2 separate regions of the Homo sapiens genome follow, and region 1 is linked to region 2. Evidence: read pairs that join two places in POLR2A ChIA-PET (ENCODE). Cell type or tissue: OCI-LY7. All regions are shown on one strand. Links, peaks and the distances in the headings refer to the core of each region. The heading gives the core; the rest is flanking DNA.

Region 1 (2,801 bases), core at 46-2,545, 75 kb before region 2:
CATACCTCTGGCAAAGTAACAAACCCAAGCCCTAGCTCTACTTTCCGACCCCCAGAAAGTAATGCTTTCAGTTAGATCACCTAACCCTGGAAATCTTAGTTGCTTGTTTTTGAGTTGAGCAACTGTGCTCTCTCTAGCAAACTGGCCAGTTTCCCTAATCACCTGGGGCCCTGTGCGGATCCGGGAGAGTCAGATTCAGGTGGCCTGGGAATCTGCATTTTCACCAGTGTCTTCAGTGATTCTTAGGGTCAGGCAAGCTGGGGAGACCCTGAATAAGGGTTCCCCCATTATGTTCCCAGCGTAACTCTGGAACTGGGTACCACAAATCTTTGTTAACCTAGTAATGACCATCACAAAAGCGAGTGATGGGACTAAGACTTCAGAAAGCCCTTGAAGATGTGTGTGCTCTAGGGATCATTGTTTTCTCTGCAGATGAGGAAGCTGAGGCTTTGGGGGGTTGAGAGTTGGGGGTCACACCTGCAGGAATGCAGCTCTTCTGAATTTGAATCCCTTACGTTTTCCAGTTGATGGCAGGAGTCATATGTGTCTTGGTGAATGTTAGGTCCTCACATACCCCCAATGACAGCAGCTGTGGGTCTCCTCTCTGTCCTGGTGCATAGCACAAGACCTCACCCACGCTGTCTGCACTCAACTTGTTTCTGGAAGGCAGGGAGGAAGGAAGCTGTCAGTGCTAGACATTTGCAGGGGAACAGGGGTGGGTAGGTGGTGATAGTAGAAGTAAAAACATTCACTCAGCATCTCTGGGGTATCAGGAGCAGTGCTACAAACTATAAATATCATCTTCTTCTGTTCTTACCCATCAAGTTGGGGCTTTTATTTGCCTCATTTTACAGGTGAGAGAACCGAGGTGGCGTGATCTGATCTAGTGTTGGGTGTGTCAACGTCGTGTGCTGATTAGAATTAGTAAACACGGAAGCTGGAAGGGTCCCAGGATGGGTTCAGTGTCGCCCTGATGTACCCAACAAGCCAGGTGGCAGGAGCTGGTTCCACCTTTCGGGCCTGCCTGACTTTCCCCAATTTGGCTTCCGTTGGCCAAGCTGCAAAACTGGGTCACACTTGAAGCCAGGTGATTGGTCAGAGCTGAGTTAACCCTGAGTCAAAGGAGGGCATGAGAAGGTTCGCCTACCCGCCCCCTCCCTGCCCCACCCCACCCCACCCTGGGCCAGGCCCCTCACAGTGGAGCCACACAGGCACGTCATCCTGCTTGGGCCTCCGCCTGCCCCACACTCACCAGAGCATGACAAGTCAGCCACCCGGGATTTGGCTGTTCTAGAGGCACTGTTCCATGCTGCCAGGCAGACCTGGGACAGCTGGGCTGAGGGCTCGGGGGAGTAGAGGGAGGTGGGCACCGTGTAGTGCGGAGAGGCCTAGGGCTTTGGAGTCTGGTGGACCTGGGTGCTGATCCTAGTGCTCCCACCCACTCGCTGTGTGTCCTTGGGCAGCTCACTTCACCTCTCTGAGTCTGTTTTCTGCTACAAATGGGGATACAACCCTGACCCCAAGCAGCTGCTGTGTAGAGTTAACAAGAGCCTCATATAGCCCTAGGTCTTATTTCAGTGTCGAACCCCTCTTTTCTTCCTGCATTTATGAAATTTCCTGACACATTTGGTCTTCTAAAGCGGAGGTTGCAAACTGGTGGCATCAGAGGTTGAGTTTTGCCCACAAATGTGATTATTTGGCCCTCACATTTTTAAAAAATTGAATTTTATGTCAGCATTTTTGAATGAAAATATTTCACATAAAAATTTGGATTTCCAGCCGGGCACGGTGGCTCACACTTGTAATCCCAGCACTTTGGGAGGCTGAGGTGAGCGGATCACTTGAGGCCAGGAGTTCGAGACCAGCCTGGCCAACATGGTGAAACTCCATCTCTACTAAAAATACAAAAAATTAGCCGGGCATGATGGCATGTGCATGTAATCCCAGCTACTCAGGAGGCTTAGGCAGGAGAATCCCTTGAACCCGGGAGGTGGAGCTTGCAGTGAGCCGAGATTGCACAACTGCACTCCAGCCTGGGCAACAGAGCAAGACTCTGTCTCAAAAAAAAAAAAAAAAAAAATTAAAAATTCAGGCACAGTGGCTCACATCTGTAAAGCCAGCACTTTGGGAGGCCGAGGCAGCCGGATCACCTGAGGTCAGGAGTTCAAGACCAGCCTGACCAATATGGTGAGCTCCCGTTTCTACTAAAAATACAAAAATTAGCCGGGCATGGTGGCATGCACCAGTAGTCCCAGCTACTCAGGAGGCTGAGACAGGAGATTCGCTTCAACCCCGGAGGCAGAGGTTGCAGTGAGCTGAGATTGCGCCACTGCACTCCAGCCTGGGTGACAGAGCAAGACTCCGTTTCAATAAAAAATAAAAAAATTGGATTTCCAATGCATCTGGAAAAATGGACCTCAGTGGCCACATGGCAGCCCAGGGCTGTTGCTGGGCAGACCTCTGGGACCTTAAAGCGGGAGATGTGAGAGCCAGGATCAGGTTGCAGGCCTAGACAGGGAGGTGGGGGGGTATGGTCACCTCAGGGGCTTCAGGTGCCCGAGGACCCCTCTGAGACATGAGGACAGTCTTCCAGTGTGACTGACTTAATTCCATCTAGTGAGGAGGTGGCTTTTAGAGTCTGGATGCCCCTGGGTAAAAGGGCTCCACTTACCAGCTCCTTGGGCCAGTCACTGACTTGTCTGTGCCACTTTCTCATTTGCAAAACAAGAGTAATGCGTTGTTAGTAAGCACCATGGTAAGCACTCCACTCATGTCAGCAGCTCATATGAGTCCATCCCAAG
Region 2 (2,801 bases), core at 283-2,782:
GTCAGCCGCCCAGAATCCACAGAGCTGGAGGGGGAGCAGCTGCCATGAGTCCTGGCTTTGTGCCCGTCGCCCAGATGGGCACTTCACATGCACCCTCTCACCAGATAGTCCTGGCAGCCCCCTCGGAAGCTATGGTAGTGCCCCCATTCTGCAGATGAGGAGCCTGAGGCCCAGAGAGATGGGGTGACTCCTTTGCACAGTTGAAAATGATACAAGCAGGATCCAAACCCAGATCTGCCTGATTCCAGTGTCCTCCCTGGATCACACAGGGTGAGGCCCCAATGTTCCGCCCCCTGGAGAAGTCAACCAAACTCCTGAAACTCACATTTCTCCCCCAGGTCCCCGGCAACTTCCACGTGTCCACACACAGTGCCACAGCCCAGCCACAGAACCCAGACATGACGCATGTCATCCACAAGCTCTCCTTTGGGGACACGCTACAGGTGAGCAGGGGACACTCGAGATGGCATGGCCGGGGGTGGGCCTTCAGGGGCTCTGTCACCCAGTGCCCTCTGCCCTCTCTGGGCACTAGGAAGAGTTACCGTTAAGGTGACATCTAAGCCAAGCCTGGAAGGGTAAGAAGGGTTTCACCAGGAACAGAACAGGGAAATGGGTCCTAGGCAGGGGGCGTCTCAAACATCACCCCTCTCCTAGAGCGCCCAGCTGGTGGTTTTCATGTGAAAGACCCTCAAGGTTACTTTCAGAAAAATGGATCAGTAAGCGTATGTGACACGGCATGTTCTGTGCCGAGATGGTCCAGGGCACAAGGGCTCGCTTGGCAGCTGAGAGGGCCCAGAGCACTTGCCTGAAATGGGAGCCGGCAGGTGGGGTGTGTGGGGTGCGAGAGACCCGTGGTAGACTGAGGAAGGTGGAGACTGAAGGTCTGGTTGGTGACTCAGAGCACCCATCTGCAATGAGGAAGATGGACCCAGGAGGCAAGACTATAGGCAGGGAGGTGAGGGAAGGGCCCAGACCGAGGCAGGTGGAGGGGAGAGGAGCAGCGGTCTCGCATTGCCACGTGCAGGGGCAAAACAGAAGGACACAGAAACTACAGTCCCAAGTTTAGTCATTAGTGGGGTGGAAATCTGATTTTTTTAAAAAAATGTACAGAACTTAGCTTAGGGCCCATCCATCCATTCATTTTCTGTCCATCCATCTAGTCAACAAATATTTACAAAGTACCTACCGTGTCCAGGCCTTGCATACCTTGGTGAGGACAAACATGGTCCCTGCCCACCTGGAGCTTCCAGTCTAGGGGGGAAGACAGATGTTGATCAAATAATGGTACAGGCCAGGTGCGGTGGCTCACTCCTGTAATCCCAGCACTTTGGGAGGCTGAAGCGGGCGAACTGCTTGAGGTCAGAAGTTTGAGACCAGCCTTGCCAACATGGTGAAACTCTGTCTCTACTAAAAATACAAAAATTAGCCGGGCGTGGTGGCAGGCACCTGTGATCCCAGCTACTCAGGAGGCTGAGGCAGGAGAATCACTTGAACCTGGGAGGTGGAGATTGCAGTGAGCTGGTATCATGCCACTGCACTCCAGCCTGGGAGAAAGAGTAAGACTCCTCCCAAAAAAAGAAAAAATAAAAATAAAAATAAATGGTACAAATAAATGTGAGATAAAGCCATGTCACATGACAATGGAAGAGAACATTCTAGCCTTCTTGTCTCTGTAACCACCGTTCTCATGGGTTAGAAATGAAGCCTTCACACGGTCAGTCTCAAGACAGCAAATAGACAAACTTCCTTTTCCTTGTTGAGAAATTGCAGTTCCTTCCAGTTGTTGAGGAATTGCTTGTTGAGAACATGCAGGTGTGTTAAGTGCTCAGTAAACATCAGCCGCCTGAGACCAGGATCAGGGATTATGCCACCCCGCTGCTGCCCACTGCTCCTGGAGTGGCCACAGAATCATGTCCCCACGTACCTCTCCGATGTCTCCTCCTTCCTTCTATTCAAACACCTCACTCTCCTTCCTCCTGGGGGCCACGTGGGCCTGTCTCCATACTTAAGCCTTTGTACATGCTGCTTGCCAGTTTAACTTCCCACTTTCCTCCAGATCTTGGTGTCAATGTCATTTCCTCCAGGAAGGCCTCCAGGGTGTCTAGCTCGATAACCCCTGTTAACCATGCCCATGGTAGCATGCTCCATTTACCAGGTATGCCTTGTCCTTCTTTAGATGTTCCTTGAGGCCAACCTGGTTTCCCATTGTCCTCAGAGAAAAGGTGAGATGTGGTTTTCAGCCCTACTCTACAGCAGCCCACCCCACTGCCCGGAGGAGGGTTTTCTTCACATCTGCTATACGTTCTCTGCAGCAGACATGATGGGGGGCCCACAGCTCTGGGGCATCCCTGCCTGGACTCCTCTATGGGCCTTTCAGAGGACCCTGGGATCTCAGGAGAAACTTTCTGGGACCCAGAATCCATGTTCACTTGAATTTTCTGTGTGACTTCATGGAAAGAGTCCAGCTTAGTGTCAGACAGACCTGATTTCAGAGTTTAGCTTAGCCACTTACCAGCCGGGCAAGTTTTGGTGTCTTTCCAAGCCTTGATTTGCTCTTCTGTAAAATGGGCCCAATAATACATCATTAGGGGCATGAAATGAAATTATATGAAGGGGCCAGGATGGAGCAGCACATAGTAGGGGCTAGAGATGGGAAACAAGCTTGTGCCTACTATGTGCCAGGCCCCTGCTGCCTCTTGCTCCCCACAAATCCGCTGGAGCCCCCTTTTACACATTGGTAGGGTTCCTAGACCAGGTGGTACCTGGCCATCCCCCACAACCAGGGCCAGGCCTGGAGGTGG

The links. Peaks named below come from ENCODE experiments on the same cell type or tissue, not always from the same donor. Only the 100,000 strongest peaks of a DNase experiment are listed, where the experiment ranks them.
Region 1: POLR2A ChIA-PET joins it to region 2 with 7 read pairs; 6 of 35 experiments call an interaction of 5 or more read pairs at or near these places.

What each region holds. Positions count from the first base shown.
Region 1 is chr5:172,849,141-172,851,941 of GRCh38, forward strand. All of the region lies in intron 1 of ERGIC1 (endoplasmic reticulum-golgi intermediate compartment 1), which reads left to right. Among named protein-coding and RNA genes, the nearest start is that of ERGIC1, 16 kb to the left of the region's middle. RefSeq lists an enhancer at 397-1,596 and a silencer at 1,095-1,164. In OCI-LY7, for the core only: no CTCF peak of the experiment used is centred there; a DNase peak (open chromatin) is centred at 1,021; H3K4me3 peaks cover 453 bases; H3K27ac peaks cover 768 bases.
Region 2 is chr5:172,923,667-172,926,467 of GRCh38, forward strand. It overlaps ERGIC1 (endoplasmic reticulum-golgi intermediate compartment 1), which reads left to right. Exons shown (of 10, transcript NM_001031711.3): 6 at 339-443. Among named protein-coding and RNA genes, the nearest start is that of MIR10523, 10 kb to the left of the region's middle. In OCI-LY7, for the core only: no CTCF peak of the experiment used is centred there; no DNase peak of the experiment used is centred there.